Regions from separate parts of the Homo sapiens genome. Here region 1 is linked to region 2. The links are chromatin loops, found by intact Hi-C in ENCODE. Cell type or tissue: IMR-90. All regions are shown on one strand. Each heading gives the region's core, and the rest is flanking DNA. Links, peaks and the distances in the headings are about the cores only. Region 1 has its middle 14 kb from the start of GPR135. Region 2 holds the start of LOC107984642 (a long non-coding RNA gene).

Region 1 (8,342 bases), core at 118-8,117, 290 kb before region 2:
TGTGGCTTTCTCATTGCTCTTTCTCAAGTCAGTTATTCTGGGGAAACCCAACTGCCATGTTGTGAGGACACTCAAGCAGCCCTATGGAGGAGCCCACATGGTGAGGTACTGAGGCCTCTTGCCAACACCCATATGAGTGAGCCATCTTGGAAGCAGCTCCAGCTGACATCTTAATTACAACCCCCTGAGAGACCTGTATCAGAACTACCCAGCTAATCTGCTCCAAGTTTCTGACTCACAGAAGCTTTGAGAGGATAATTGTTTTAAGCTGCTAAATTTGGAGCTAGCTTGTTACACAACAATAATAACTAATACACTTAGTAGAAATAAGAATGGGTTCACGAAACATTTCAGTTGTATATGAGTGTGTGCTAGGTCTCAGTGTAAAATGAACCCCTTCTTATAGGTTGCAGTAAAAAACAAAATGGAAAATTGTGCACAAAACAAACCAAGCAACAGTTTTCTACTCTGAGGTCTTGCTGCTGCCTTCCTGAGGTCTACATGGGAATCAAGACGCAGGTCCTCTTTGCTTTCAGGTGCCCCAAACTTATTAGTGGCTCATGCAGCCTTTATTGCCCCATCATTCTATAGCTAGGCCAGTCACCAAGGGTGGGCAGGGATACACAGGATACAAGGACACTTCTCAGAGCTCTATTTACATCTAAATTCTCCTTGATTTTTTTTTTTTTTGAGATGGAGTCTCACTCTGTCACCAGGCCGGAGTGCAGTGGTGCGATCTTGGCTCACCGCAATCTCCGCCTCCAGGGTTCAAGTGATTCTCCTGCCTCAGCCTCCCAAGTAGCTGGGACTACAGGCATGCACCACCAGGCCCGGCTAATTTTTTGTATTTTAGTAGAGATGGGGTTTCACCATGTTGGCCAGGATGGTGTCAATCTCCTGACCACGTGATCTGCCTGCCTCGGCCTCCCTAAGTGCTGGGATTACAGGTGTGAGCCACCGCACCCGGCCTCTCCTTGATTTTCTAAGCTCCTCTCATCCAACCTGAAAACATATTTATCTAGTCTTTAGGATAGTCATTCTGGCTTTTACAGCTTTGTGTGTTCTCTTGGACTTATTATCTTGATTTAAAACCTTCCTATTTAAAGCAGGGCCAAAATTTTAACAAACCAAAGACCTCTCTGTTTTTGGCACAGCCTCCTTTAGTACAGAAAATCCTAAAGGTAAAGGAAGTCCTGTGCGTACAAGGAAATACAGTGGAAAAAGCCCTCAAATAATATTTGAAAATGTTATTCACATATTGTCTTTATTTCAACTCAGATTCCTTTCTCATTCCATTTTTATCTGGCTCCTACACTCATTGCTTCACAGAATTAGTCACAGAATAGGTCACAAATGACCTAAATCCAGTGAATACTTCTCAGCCATCTTACTTGACCTTGCCAAACATAAACCACGTGTATTAGTCAGGGTTCCCACAATAGGCTGTCTGCAGGCTGAGGAGCAAGGAGAGCCAGTCCAAGTTCCAAAATTGAAGAACTTGGACTCCAGTGTTCAAGGGCAGGAAGCATCCAGCACAGGAGAAAGATGTAGGCTGGCAGGCTAAGCCAGTCTCTGTTTTCACATGTTTCTGCCTGCTTAGATTCTAGCAGTGCTGGCAGCTGATTCGATTGTGCCCACCCAGATTAGGGGTGTGTCTGCCTTTCCTAGCCCACTGACTCAAATGTTAATCTCCTGTGGCAACACCCTCAAGACACACCCAAGATCAATACTTTGTATCCTTCAATCCAATCAAGTTGAAACTCAATATTAATTATCACATCATAGTTGGCCCCACTTCCCTTTTGGAAATGTTCTTGTCCTGGTGTTCATGTTTTTACTCTTTCTTGGTTTTCCGCTAACCACTCTGATCATTCCTTCCTAACCTCTTTGACTACTTTCTCTGCTTCCCCATCTTACATTTTAAAAATTACTTTAAAAATAGATAATATGTACACGATATGAATTTGAAAAGGTACAAAAGGGTACAGAGTGAAAAATAAATGTTTTCCTTTTCCTTCCTGCCCTTGACAACTAAAACCTGCCAATCATCAAGTCCCTTTTCCCCAATCTGTTCCTTTTCAACCCCAAAGTCATTATCTAGGCCAGCCTCTTATCACTAATTTCAATGGACTTGATGACGTAGTTCTGGGTTCTCCCTGAGAAACCCACCTTAACATCCATCACAAAATATTTTGGAGTTCCCAGTTGGTCTTCCACATGTACTCAAGAAAATGTCTATTCCTATGGTCTCTGTGTTACTCTGCCAGGCACCATTGTTAATCCAAGTAGCTCTGCCAAGAACAGTAGCTATAAGGAAGAAGAGATTGTGCTTAGTGGACAGCATTCTTCAAACATGGCATCTTTTCAACTTTTTTTTAGTAGGCTTTATTTTTCAGAGCATCTTTAGGTTCACAGCAAAATTGAGTGAAAGTACAGAGATTTCCCATTTATTCTTTGCCCCAACACAAGCAAAACCTCACCTGTTACCAATATCCCCCACCAGAGAGGTACATTTGTTATAATCAATAAACCTACAATGACACATTGCTATCACCCAAAGTCCATAGTTTACATTAGGGTTCATTCACTCTTCGTGTTGTACATTCTATGGGTTTTGACAAATGTCATAACATGTATTTATAATTATAGAAATATGTAGAAGAGTTTTATTGCTCTAAAATTCCTCTGTGCTCCATCCATTCATCCCTTTCTTCTCCCAGTCTCTTGAAACCACTGCTACTGTTACGGTCTCCATGGTTTTGCCTTTTCCAGAATGTCATATAGTTGGAATCATACCGTAGGAAGCCTTTTCAGATTGGCTTTTTTCGCTTAGTAATATGCATTTTAGGTTTCTCCATAGCTTTTCATGGCTAAATAGCTCATTTCCTTTTAGTGCTAATATTCCATTGTCTGGATGTACCATAGCTTATTTATCTGCTTATTTACTGATGGCATCTTGGTTGCTTCCAATATTTTGCAGTTATTAATAAAGCTGCTATAAACATCTGTGTGCACATTTATGTGAACAAGTTTTCAACTCATTTGGGTAAATATCAAGGAACATGAGTCTTGAATTGTACATTAAAAATATGTTTAGTTTTGTAAGAAACTGCCAAATGATCTTCCAACATGGAGGTACCATGTTGCATTCCCACCAGCAATGAATGAGAGTTTCTGTTGCTCCATATCTTTGCCAGCATTTGGTGTTATTAGTGTTTTAGATTTTGGCCATTCTAATAGGTGTGCAGTTATATCTCAATGTTGTTTTAATTTGAAATTTCCTAATGACATGTAATGTTGAGCATCTTTTCATATGCTTATTTTCTATTTGCATATATTCTTTGATGAGGTGTCTATTCAGATCGTTTGTCCATTTTAAAATCAGGTTGTTCATTTTCTTGTTGGGTTTTCAGTTATTTTGTATTTTAGATAACAGTTCTTTATCAGATATGTCTTTTGCAAAATTTTTTTTCCCAGTCTGGGGCTGGTTTTCTCATCTCTTTTCAACATTTTCAAAAAGAAAATACATAAATATGACAGTTGGTAAGATTGCGATGAGAAGGCATAGAGTAGCTCTTATCAGTAGGAATATTACTCCTCCCTAAAGAGCATTTCAGAAATTTGGGGAAGGATTTTTTGTCTCACAATATCACTAGCATTTAGCAAATGGTGTCCAAAAATTCTGGATGTCCTATAAAGCATGAGAGAATACTGACCAATGCAGATTGTCTCACATCCTGTACAGCTTTCAAATGTCCCACCAGACACTGAAATAGCTGACAAATTTATGAATCATTATGTACTTCCATAACTTTAGTTCATTCTGCATAGAAAAATGTGTTTTAAACATGGTTTTAATATACACAGAAAGTTTCTAGAGATGCAACTCTATAAATTGAAATTTTTATTACATCTATTTTGTTTAGATTTTTATTAAACAATATTCACCCATTTGGAAAGCACTGTTATAATTTACTACACCGCTTGAGCTAATGGACTGTGAAAAAACACTTTTGTATCAGTCTACATTTGTAGCTATTATAATCGCTGTGAGTCTACATTTAAATGTAAGCACCTAACTACTTCATTTTGTTTATTCTGCAATAAAAAGAGCCTACTGATCATACAGCAACATAAATGAATGCTACAGGCATTTTGCAAAGAGAAAAATCTGGATACAAAAGAGTATATACTATATAATTCAATTTATATGAAGTTCCAGAACAGATAAAATAAGTATATGGTGAAAACAAATACAATTTCTAGCTCTTTGCTGGTAGTTCCCCTATGTCATCCACTATATCCGTGTTTTCCTTTAAGCCCTAAATATATCTGTAACAGGTACTTTTAGAGTCTTTGTCTTCTATTGCAAACATCTTGGTTATATAAAGTTGGGCCTTTATTTACTGCTTCCCTCTGTTTGTTTATGAGTCATATTTTCTTTTCTTCTCTTTTTTTTCCCATGTCTAGTTATCTTTGATTATATGCATAATATTGATGACATATTGCAAGGAAGCTGGATTTTATGTCTTGTTTTAAAGGGCATTTATTTAAATTGCTAGAAGGTCCTCCAGATCCTTTCAGGCTTGGTGTCATTCCATGTTGGAGTCAGTCTCTTTCGGTTTTGTCTCTTGTCCTAGCATGTGGCTCTTATTTTAAAGCTTGACTTTTATTTTCAAGGTATTTGTTGTCTTAAACAAATGCCTGAGGCGCTCAATGAACTCTCTGCACTCTGGCTAGACTATAACATGTACAACATCATCTAATCCAGTGTAATTTTAGGTATCTTTGTTCACCACTCACTCCTACAGTAGCCACTTTCTCCTAGTTCTCGTGGCGATTTGTTCTACACATGTGCAACCCAGCTCTATACCAAAGATTTATGGAGAGCCTCCATGCAGACAGCTGTCTCCCTCCATCACATCACTCCTTTCTCTCTTGCCCACAAATTCCAGTCACTTCAACTGTGTTGAACTCTGCTCTGTCTTCTAGCTTGGGAAGACCACCATTTTCTACTGGAGCTCTACCTCCCAGGGTCAAAGTCTGAAAAATAGTCCTAGGTAGAAGGATGAAATAATTTACATAATGCATGTGCCTGTGAAGCACTTAGCATGATGTCTGCACAGAGTAAATGGCCAATAAATGTTGATTTTTATTATGAAATCTGTATTTGATACAAATTTTATCTATAATATTTTATTAAAGAAAAAAGTCTTATAAAATGGTAGAGAGTAATCTCATTTTTGGAAACAAACATATTGAAATTAGGAAGGATATCTACCAAATAATATTACTATCAAGTAAGAATATCTTTACCAAACAATATAATTATAGATGCTCTTCAATTGTTAATAATTTACTCCATTATATTTTGTATAATAAGCATTACTTTTTAAAATGAAAGAATTTATTTTTGAATAAAAATAAACTACTAAAGAGCATTTTGAGGGGTCTGTGTTGAAAGGGAAGAAAGGGGTAAGCTCTCTACTTAGCCTTGCAGGGAGTAAAATAATTTACCTATCTATTATACACACTGGGACCTCAGCATTTTCGGGCCTGTTGGCTGGAGGTACTGCCATTTCTGCCTTTGTAGCCTCTGAGGGAGGCCTGAGTTACTGGCTTGGTTCCCTGACAATATACCAGACTGTAGGAACCCTTCTGAGTTGTGTATTTAAGTAGTTAAAAAAATCCTGGAGAAAATTCAGTTAAGTTATAAACCAGTCTTATCTTTTTATTTTTAATCATGCTGTTATATTATCCCACTCTCTTGGATTGAGATCATTTTTACATTTAACACTTAGTTCTTTCCTCTCCACATATGAGAGAAGGAGTAGAAGATAGCCTCACCATCACTACTCCAGGTGGTCCAGACACCTGGATCTCCCTGTATCATTGGCTAAGAAAGCACAAGCCATCAGATTCAAACATAAAAGTTGAGGTGGCTCAGCTGGATGGCTGCCATCTCTCTCCCTAACCTCGGGACTTTCTTGAGTAAGTCTACTTTCATGAGTGTCCGTGTGAAGAGACCACCAAACAGGCTTTGTGTGAGCAATAAAGCTTTTAATCACCTGGGTGCAGGCGGGCTGAGTCCAAAAAGAGAGTCAGCAAAGGGAGATAGGGTTGGGGCCGTTTTATAAGATTTGAGTAGGTAAAGGAAAATTACAGTCAAAGGGGGGTTCTCTGGTGGGCAGGAGTGGGGGTCACAAGGTGCTTAGTAGGGGAGCTTTTGGGCCAGGATGAGCCAGGAGAAGGAATTTCACAAGACAATGTCATCAGTTAAGGCAGGAACAGGCCGTTTTCACTTCTTTTGTGGTGGAATGTCATCAGTTAAGGCAGGAACCAGCCATCTGGATGTGTACGTGCAGGTCACATGGTATATGATGGCTTAGCTTGGGCTCAGAGGCCTGACATTCCTGTCTTCTTATATTAATAAGAAAAATAAAACGAAATAGTGGTAAAGTGTTGGGACGGTGAAAATTTTGGGGGATGGTATGGAGAGATAATGGGCGATGTTTCTCAGGGCTGCTTCAAGCGGGATTAGGGGCGGCGGGGGAACGTAGAGTGGGAGAGATTAAGCTGAAGGAAGATTTTGTGGTAAAGGGTGATATTGTGGGGTTGTTAGAAGAAACATTTGTCATTTAGAATTATTGGTGATGGCCTGGATATGGTTTTGTATGAATTGAAAAACTAAACGGAATAAGAGAAGGAGAAAAACAAGTATTAAAGGTCTAAGAATTGGGAGGACCTAGGACATCTAATTAGAGAGTGCCTAAGGAGGTTCAGCATAGCCTTGCCAGCAAAGATTATTTATTTACTTTAAGAGTTAAGAGTGGCAGTTTGGGGATAGCACCAGGAGATATCAGCTGTGATGACTTGGAGAAACACTGTAAACCGGCAGTGTAAACAAGAGCAGGGCATGTATGAGTAGTTGAGAACAGTGAATAGGAGTATGACTAGACAGAAGATAGTAGGGATGACAAGTTTTTTTGGGGCACAGTCCAAGTTGGTCTGGTGTCTGGAATGAGACTGGGGCCTAATAAAAAGGAGCGTCCATACAGGAGCTCAAGTGGGCTGTACCTTGTAGCATTCTGAGGACAGGCCTGAATTCTGAGAAGAGAAAGAGGTAAAAGTATTGTCCAGTCTTTTTTAAGTTGGTGGCTGAGCTTGGTGAGGTGTGTTTTTAAAAGACTATTAGTCCGTTCTACTTTTCTTGAAGACTGAGGACTGTAAGGGATATAAAGGTTTCACTGAATACTGAGTGCCTGAAAAACTGCTTGGGTGATTTGACTAGTAAAGGCTGGTCTGTTATCAGACTGTATAGAGGTGGGAAGGCTAAACTGAGGAATTATGTCTGACAGAAGGGAAGAAATGACTGCGGTGGCCTTCTCAGACCCTGTAGGAAAGGCCTCTACCTATCCAGTGAAAGTGTCTACTTAGACTAAGAGGTATTTTAGTTATCTGACTCAGGGCATGTTGAATAAAGCTAATTTGCCAGTCCTGGGTGGGGGCAAATCCTCGAGCTTGATGTGTAGGGAAGGGAGGGGGCCTGAATAATCCTTGAGAAGTAGTAGAATAGCAGATGGAACACTGAGAAGTTATTTCTTTGAGGATAGATTTCCACGATGGAAAGGAAATGAGAGGTTTTAAGAGGCAAGCTAGTGGCTTGTACTATAGCATAGCCTGCCTTTGCTGGTGTGTGGCGATTAGACCTGGTGGAACTGCCATCAATAAACTAAGTGTGATCAGGGTGAGGAACAGGAAAGAAGGAAATATGGGGAAATGGGGTGAACGTCAGGTGGATCAGAGAGATGCAGTCATGAGGGTCAGGTGTGGTATCTGGAATAATGTGGGAGGCTGGATTGAAGTCTGTGCCAGGAACAATGGTAATTGTGGGACTTAACAAAGAGTGAGTACAGCTGAAGGAGCTGGGAAGCAGAAAGTATATGCGTCAGGTATGAGGAAGAAAATAGATTTTGGAAGTTATGAGAACTGTAGAGAGTGAGTTGAGCATAGTTTGTGATTTTTAGGGCCTCTAAAAGTATTAAAGCAGTGGCAGCTGCTGCACGCAGACATGAGGGGTAGGCTAAAACGGTAAGGTCAAGTTGTTTGGACAGAAAGGCTACAGGCTGTGGTCCTGGCTCTTGTGTAAGAATTCTGACCGCAGTAACCATGCCTAGGAAGGAAAGGAGTTGTTGTTTTGTAGAAGGTGCTGGGGGTTGAGAGATTGGTCGGACATGATCAGCAGGGAGAGCACGTGTGTTTTTATGAGAATTATGCTGAGATAGGTAACAGATGAGGAAGAAATTTGAGCTTGACTGAAGTAAGGGGGGTTGTCTATGAAG
Region 2 (8,342 bases), core at 14-8,013:
TGAAATTGATGAGATAGAGAAAAGGCTTAATATGTACCTGGCACTGTGCTAAGTAAGCAATTTGTATACTTTACCTGTTATTTCTCAAAAAATCCATTAATTTATAGATGAGAAGTTAAGGTTCAGAGAGATTGAGTACTTTGTGCAGTTCAAACAATTATGTTTTAACATCAGATCTCTTTGGACCCCAAGCCTATGCTTGTCGGTGGATCAAGACAGGGAGGGTGTTCACTTTGGTGGGAATTTTGGTACCCTAACAGGAGGAACCCCTCTCCAGCTCACCCAAGTCCCTTGTGCCTGCACTTAGTGCCCTTATGTACTTTTTATTTATAATGTTGCTCTGCTTCTGGACCAAGGCTGTCAGAAGAGCCAGACAAGCAGCCTAAGTCACTTGTAGTGGAAACCCCTGATTTGGTTCTCTGTTTCCACCCTGGTGAATATCTGAACTGCTCAAGGCATAATGCCTTATAAATGCCAACTTTGTATTTATCAGCATGCTTCTTAGCTATAGCAATCAATAAGACATACCCTTCTTTTGCTAATGGCTACATTAAGAGGCATCTGTCCCTTTGCATTAAGGAATCACGTTATACTTGTCTGCCAATTGACCGAAATAAAGTATTTCCAGTAGCTGTATCTCTTAAAATGCTGCTGCTTTTCCTTTGGATTTGATACTAAAAATGCAGGTAAGATCAACAGAATGAGACTCCTAGTTCGCTCACCTCACCCGCTACTTACATTGGCACTGACCATGGGTCGAAACTAATAAATAAGCTTTTCTGGCATAAATGTCATGTGCAGCACTTCAGACATCTAGGAAAGTTCTAGAACTCTTTTCTACAAGCCATTTCTCTACTTAGCACTGTCAAAGAACTCATCCAAATATGTGATTGAACCCAGGAGCCCGAGGAAATTGAGCATTTGTGTTATGGATAATAATTTTTTATATTTTTTATCCCCACATCATTGGATGTAGGTCCAACTTAATTTGAGTAGGTCCAAGGCTAGACTACAGTTACGATCTTCATTAGCAAAGCAATATTGTATATTCTCCTCATCGCTGATTAATGGATTGTTTCCTTACATATATTGTAACTTTCTCTTTTTTTTTCAAGCCATTAATCATTTAACCTTACCCTCAGGCATGAGACAGGGTTTTATTTTTGTGCTTCTTAAGAGTATTCTTTAGACAGAATAAGTCATAAAAGCTCAAGTGCATTCATTCTCTTTTCAATTTGTGGATTTAATCCACCATAAAGCATTCCGACTATATAAAGAAATGAACCGTGTTAAAAGCAAGTATTATTAATGTGATACTTCCTCTGGGCACATTTGCCAACCAAAATATTAAACTTCCTTTAAAGAAATTCTTGAGAATTATTAGTTTGTCATTCAATTAAGGGTTTACATGTGTAAAAATATTCCAGCCATGATAATATGCCCTGCAATGTAATGTCAGATGTAGTTTTCCAAAAGGGATATTCAGGGGTCTATAATTTCCCATATTTTGGAGGTGGCCTAATTTTTCTCAATTAATAGAATACTAGAAAAGTGTGCTTTTAGCATTTTAGGCCAGTATTGGATACAATAGTCCATGTCCCTTTATGTTGAAAACATGAATGCCCAAATTGAATAGTTTCTATTTACCACTTTTCTGTTTGAACGTGTGGCCCACATCTGCTAGAATAATAAATGAAATACTAACTAAAATGTTTAAGCCCAAATAAAAATCACTACCCCAATTTGTTTTCTGTAAATGCTCAGAGTATTAATTCTAGCTCCCTCTCCCACCCTGTTCCCTTCCTCTTTCTTTACTTAGAACTAAACATGAAAAGTCATCTGTTCTTTTTTAGTCTAGAAATAGAAACCACCCTCCCACCCCATGCTCAGCCCAGGGAAGGTTACGGTGAGTTTGTGGCTGAGCAATGCAGGGGCTGACCCCATCTATGCTCCTGGAGGGGGATGGACAGGCACTGCCGACACAACGCAACAGCTGTTGCAGAACAGTCTCTTTCCCAGCAGAACACGGAGGGAACTGAGTCTCACTAGCTGCACTGGACATCTACATTTTAGTTTCTCCGAAAGGACAGGTGGTCCTAATACAGCCTGTCTCCAGCCCACCCTTTTCCCTTTTGTTCCTGTGAACATTGGTCTGCCCATCCCCAAGTGGTGCGTTAGTCATTCAAGGCTTTGGGGTGAAATATGATGCAAGAGGAGGAAGGGAAATCTTAGACACAGAACAAAGCCATTTGAGAGCTGTCACATCAGCCTAGGACTTTGATTTTGTGTGTTTTTGTCTTAAACACTGGTTGCTATAGCTACCGTGAGCAACACACATAAAGGAGCCAGGCAGTGGCTTTTCAGAATTGTGTAATACATTTTCTTTTTGAGCTTTTCTTGCACTGAATGTCAAGTCAAGGATACCTACTTTAATTAATGGTTAAATTGGAGTTGAAGATGAATCGTAATTAAGTACCTGACACTGATCATCTACAACCTCAGAGTAAGATTTTCAGTACTTCAGTTTTCTGCCAGATGTAGAAGTGTGCATGATACAGTTAATCAGGAAGAGTCTCGGAAACCCATTTAAAGCTTATTAACATTGATATTTATTCAGTTTTAAATACCCAGTGTCGGATTTATTCTGTTAATTTCAAGAAACAATTGGTAGGAATCACCCTTTGCTCTTCTTAAATGATTAGATAAGTATTTTTTCCATATCATTAGACATTGCAAAGGTTTAAGAGTTCTTGAACCGTGGAATCTTATGTAGAAGTTATAACGACTCTTTATAAAAGCTGAAGATCAACCTGCAACTTTCGATATTTCTCTACTTTATAATCTACTTTCTCTTTAGTGGCCTGCACACTGACTAAATAGCCATTGCAAACTCTTAATTTCCCTTTTGCTGAATTACCCTGCTCTCTGATCAGAGGCCATACTATCTGTGAAATTTTGCTTCAGAAAAGCCTGCACTGCAAAACCAAACAGTACAGAGATGTATAAAAGATCTCCTCAACCTTAACAGAGAAGCAAAAAGCAAAACATCTTCTTTGCTCCTGATGGAAATGATTACCAATTTAAGATTTCCCACAGAGAAGCCTCTCTCCATGATGCATGGAAAAATTTCCAGAACATAATCTAATAATAGCAAAATAAATAGAAATACTAAATAAATATGCCGACAAACCCATGGCTGATATCACTAATGGAAATCCAGAGTGCTGACAGTATGTGGGTTTTTCCTGTGACCCAGAGCATGTAAGAGGTATACACTCAATCTCAGTGATATCATATCGAGGTGTGGAATGTCACTGTGCTTTTCCATATGGAAAAAGTGAGGTACAGAAAAGGGATACGGCTTGTCCATGGTTATCTCGCACACAGGAGAGTTTATTACGGAGGTAAGCACCCTAGTGTTTGGCTGAGGCTTCTAATATATTGCCTGTTCTAGCACGTAAACTCTTTTTACTGTGAAGCCTTATTATGCTTTTCTTACATCTCACTGAACCTAGTGAGGTGATCAGGAAATAATTATTCTCATAATAGCTTTTAAAATGTATGCAAATAATACATATTCATGATAGAAAAAACTGAAATTATATTGTAGAAAAAAGAAAATAAAACTCAACTGTAATTCAATCACTTGCATTTTAGTGCATATCCTTTTAGCTATTTTCCTTGGCATATTCATTGTCTATATGTATATATAATATATAAACTTTTCTTTTGCAAGAATGAGACTGTACAACATAATTTTATTCTTTTCTTTTTGGCACATTTAGACTGCTAATATGTAAATATGTTAATAAATGTATTTCTACAACTTCATTTTTAATAGCTAAATAGCGACCTATTATTACACATAAATTCAGTAACTGAGTTAACCAATTCTTTAGGGGCTGTGCATTTAGTTTGTTTCTACCTTTTTTATGAAGTAGGAACACTAAAAAATACTAGAGTGAACATTTTTATAGTTAATGTTTGCAACCATGCTTAATTACAAATACATAATTATTGGTTGATTAGTATTAGTCTAATGATGTTTCCTCGGCCAGCAACTTATAGACTGCACATGACACAAAGTACATGCCTCTGAAGGATCCATATCCTACCTACCCGTGACACCATACCAATAGGTATCTGTTGAAAGCAGTTTTGAACTTTGCAGTCATTCCTACCTTGGTAATATTGGCAGGCAGGATTTTAGCACTGGGGAGAGGCGGAAAGAAGAGTTAAAAGTTCTGACTAAATAAAAAGATTTTTCATTAATGGAAGAGTTCAATTCCATTCCCTGCAGCAAATACTGAACAGGAATAGTCTCTAAATGTTCATGCGATAGAAAACACTATCTGTGTAAAGGGACAAATTGTGGGGAATAAACTGTGAAGGTCAGATTATCTTCTAAGAAGCCACATGGAGAAAGAAAACCCCTGATGAGAGAATCCCATCAACCAGTAGTAGATCAGCCTTGAAATATGAACTTTCATGGGATATCATGAATCCTTCTAGGAACTGCAAATCTCCTTGATTTTTCTGCCTGCAGTGTTTTGAAGATGTTTACAGTAAAACTGTAACCTAAGACTTGCCTTTCAGGAAAAGAGTAACTGGTAATCTGATCCTAGAAAGCTTTCTGCACTGGGCTTTTTAAATAGTAAGCGAGTAGAAGATTTTTCTCACTGTGCCCCCATAAAGGGAAAGAGATGGTAAGTAACATGCATTCAGTCACTCACTCTGGGCCAGGCACTATGGTAAACACTCTACATGCATCATTTCATTGCTTCCCTCCAACAACCTCATGAGTGCCTCATTATTATCCAGTTTTATGTAAGAGGGAAACACATTCAGAGGGATAAAAAATGTGCCTCAAGTTATAAAGCTGGTTGGTGGCAAAGACTAGATTTGAACATAGTCCTGCCAAACTGTAAATCAAATGTTTTGTTTTTCCTACCATATATACGTGTTTTAAATATCTTCCCTATAACTTTCTTGCCTAGATCTTGTTAATTCCTCTTTGACATAAAGCACATGCCTTGGCTAGCCAGGTAAAGGCAACTTTGTGAGTCTAGACCCTACTGTTTTTCATGGTAGCAGCCCTCAGAATACAGGCGCAAGGGCACCTTTGGCTTGAATAGAACTCCTCCTTCTCCAGATTCAGAGGGGGTCATAAGCCTGTGTATTTTGTAAGGGCACTTGTGTAGGAGCCTTTCAATTGGAGGCTGTTGATGGTTGTTGCTCATCTGAGGCAAGGCCTGCTGCTGTACTGGGTTTTCTTTGCTAACTTGGTAGGGACACAAGGCCCTCATGAATTATCAAACCTGAAGGGGTTATGAGAATCTCTGAATTTGTAGCCAGTCACTCAGAAGCGTGGGTATCCCAGGGACCCTTGAAGTGTGGCTGGCATCTGCAGTGAGAGTAGTCTTGTGGAGGGCTACTTTCTGTTTCTAGAAAGAAGCCTAGAGATAGCCACATGTTGAGGAAGACCCTTACAAAACTCTGATGAAAGGATTACAGAAAAATAAATATTATTTCAGTGGTTTATTTCACTAATTCAATCAAGTAATGATAACCCTAATAATAATAGTAATTAACAGCAATAGGCTGGGCAGGGTGGCTCATGCCTGTAATCCTAGTACTTTGGAAGGCTGAGGTACGAGGATTGCTTAAAGACAGGAGTTCGAGACCAGCCTGGGCAACACAGCAAGAACACATTTCTTAAAAGAAAAAAAAATAGCCATGTGCAATAGCATGTACCTGTTGTCCCAGCTACTTGGGAGGCAGAGGTGGGAGGATTGCTTGAGGCCAGGAGTTGGAGGCTGCAGTCAGCTATGATTGTGCCACTGCACTTCAGCCTGGGCAGAACAAGACCCTGTCTCTAAACAAAAATAAAAACAAAAATTTAAAGCAATAATAGCCCATAGCTTTTATTGAACTCTTACCCCATATCAGGTACTCTTTAAGCATCGTATACATATTCCAAAATCATCTGGTCTATTGCCTCCAATTTAAAGGCTCCTACACAAGTGCCCTTACAAAATACACAGGCTTATGACCCCCTCTGAATCTGAAGTGACTGGAGAAGGAGGAGTTCTATTCAAGCCAAAGGTGACCTTGTGCCTATATTCTGAGGGCTGCCACCATGAGGAAGAGTAGGCTCTGGACTCACAAAGTTGCCTTTACCTGGCTAGCCAAGGCATGTGCTTTATGTCAAAGAGGAATTAACAAGATTCAGTTCTGGCATTAACCTCCTAAAGTTGATGCAGACCCCACAAGTTGAGGGCTCAGCCCTTCACAAGACTACCCTCACTGCAGATGCCAGCCACACTTCAAGCGTCCCTGGGATACCCACACTTCTGACTGACTGGCTACAAATTCAGAGATTCTCATAACCACTTCAGGTGTGATAATTCATGAGAACAACTCACACAACTCAGAAAAGCACTACACTTAGGATTAGAGTTTCATTATAAAGAATGGAAATCAAGACTCTCTCAATGAAGACACACAGGGCAAGGTCTGGGAGGGTCTCGAATGCAGAGCTTCCATGTGTTCTCCTTCTGGGATCAGGATGTGTCACCCTCCTGGCACATCGATGTGTTGATCAACCAGGAAGATCCACTGAACTTCAGTGTCTAGAGTTTTTACTGAGGCTTCATTACATATTGAATCATTGGACACACAGCTGAACTCAATATCCAGCCCTCTCCCATCCCCAGAGATCAGGAGATTGGCTGATATCACAGGGCTTAAAGCCTCAACCATCTAATCACATGGTTGGTCTTTCTGATATCTAGTCCCCATCTTGGACCTTCTCTGTCTCATTAGCATAAACTCAGGTGTGACCCGAGGGGCTCATGAAAATAATAAAGACACTGACCACCGGGGAAATTCCAAGAATTTTAGGAGCTTCCTGCCAGGAATCCAGGACAAATTATTTATTATACAACAATACACATTATTTAATTTTCCCCTCACACCAGTTTATGAGGTAAGAATTATCTTCATTTTATAGGTAAGAAAATGAATGCTTCCAAGATGTATAGACTTAGTCAGTTAGAGATGCAGGATGTAATCAAACTCAAGTCTTCCCAGCCTCAAAGTCTACCTTCGATCCATCTTAGCCATTAAGGAATATTGCCTTACATATAAGCCCCTAATATATCTTAAGAATGCTTGTGTATGACTATGTACACACACACACACACACACACACACACACATTCTGAAGCTTGTCATCCTTAACTAATATGGGAGAGAATGCTAACTAAATCCCCAAATCCATTCTCCTTTGAGCAGGGAAACCCTTGTGTTTTAGATGGACACCTGACTGTTCAGTGTCAGAATGACATTTCCCAGCTCCTTTGTGTCTAGCTGTGAGCATATGTGATGTATGCAGTTTCCAGAGCATGTCCTTGAAAAAGAGGTTGGTTGCCCTCTCCTTTTTCATTCCCTGCTTCTGAGTCTGGTGCTGCTAACGAACCACCATCAGTCATGAGGCTGAGGGCAACACCTTAACAGAAGGTGGATCAACAAAATAAAAGCAAACCTGCCTCCCTGTCTGTCCTTGAAACAGAGCCACCTACTTGCCCCAGAATGCTCAACTATTATACCTCTGGGCAGTAATGTGTGAAAAAAGCAAACTCCCATCTTACTGAAGGCACTGGATTTGGGGGTCTCTTTGTTACAGTATTTTGGGCTCTATTCTAACCACCACAACTACTAAGATAAAGGCTTCCTACAGGCTTCTAGCATTGCATAGTAGTGGGAATACTTCAAATGTTCCTCTTATTCAGCATTGGGGTCAGGCTGCATTCCTACCTGTGGTCTCTCGAGTGCTTAGCTGTGGATTGCTCTTGATCTATCCTTGTTTTATCAGCTTGAAATGCTTATGTATTGAATTGTTTATCTTCAGGATGAAGCTCGTTATTTCTTCTGTATAAATGTAGTTTATCATATGACAGTTACATTCTTTTTCCCATTGTGAAACTCTGCTGATAAACCTCGACATGGAGAAAAAAAAAGGCTATAAACTTTTCTTCCCACAGTAATTCAGACTTACACTCAAAATGCTACTTTGTTAAATATTATTTGTGCAGTTATTGTTTTGTATCATGGCCCTGTCCCTAAACTGAGTTTGGCCTGACACTAAGTTAAGCCAGTTTGGTAACTTTTGCTCTTAGAGTTTAAAGTTTGCCTGGAACCAGTATCCTTGCCCTTTGTTTTTATTTCTTTTCTATAGGCTCAGACACACTTTAAAATAGAACCTATCCCAATGTATCTCATTGAAAAAGAAAGAAGAAATCTAAAGGACACTAGATCACAATTTTTTTTTTTGAGATGAA

What was found. Hi-C counts contacts between places; a loop is a spot of excess contacts. Peaks named below come from ENCODE experiments on the same cell type or tissue, not always from the same donor. Only the 100,000 strongest peaks of a DNase experiment are listed, where the experiment ranks them.
Region 1: it touches region 2 in a loop (11-fold over the local background); 1 of 110 quality-filtered maps calls a loop at or near these places.

Annotation. Positions count from the first base shown.
Region 1 is chr14:59,447,447-59,455,788 of GRCh38, reverse strand. It overlaps a transcript of GPR135 not described here. Among named protein-coding and RNA genes, the nearest start is that of GPR135, 14 kb to the left of the region's middle. In IMR-90, for the core only: no CTCF peak of the experiment used is centred there; DNase peaks (open chromatin) are centred at 158 and 1,378; H3K27ac peaks cover 744 bases.
Region 2 is chr14:59,155,597-59,163,938 of GRCh38, reverse strand. LOC107984642 (a long non-coding RNA gene) reads right to left here and starts at 5,795. Exons shown (of 2, transcript XR_001750928.1): 1 at 5,755-5,795. In IMR-90, for the core only: no CTCF peak of the experiment used is centred there; DNase peaks (open chromatin) are centred at 2,268 and 4,578; H3K4me3 peaks cover 219 bases; H3K27me3 peaks cover 2,291 bases.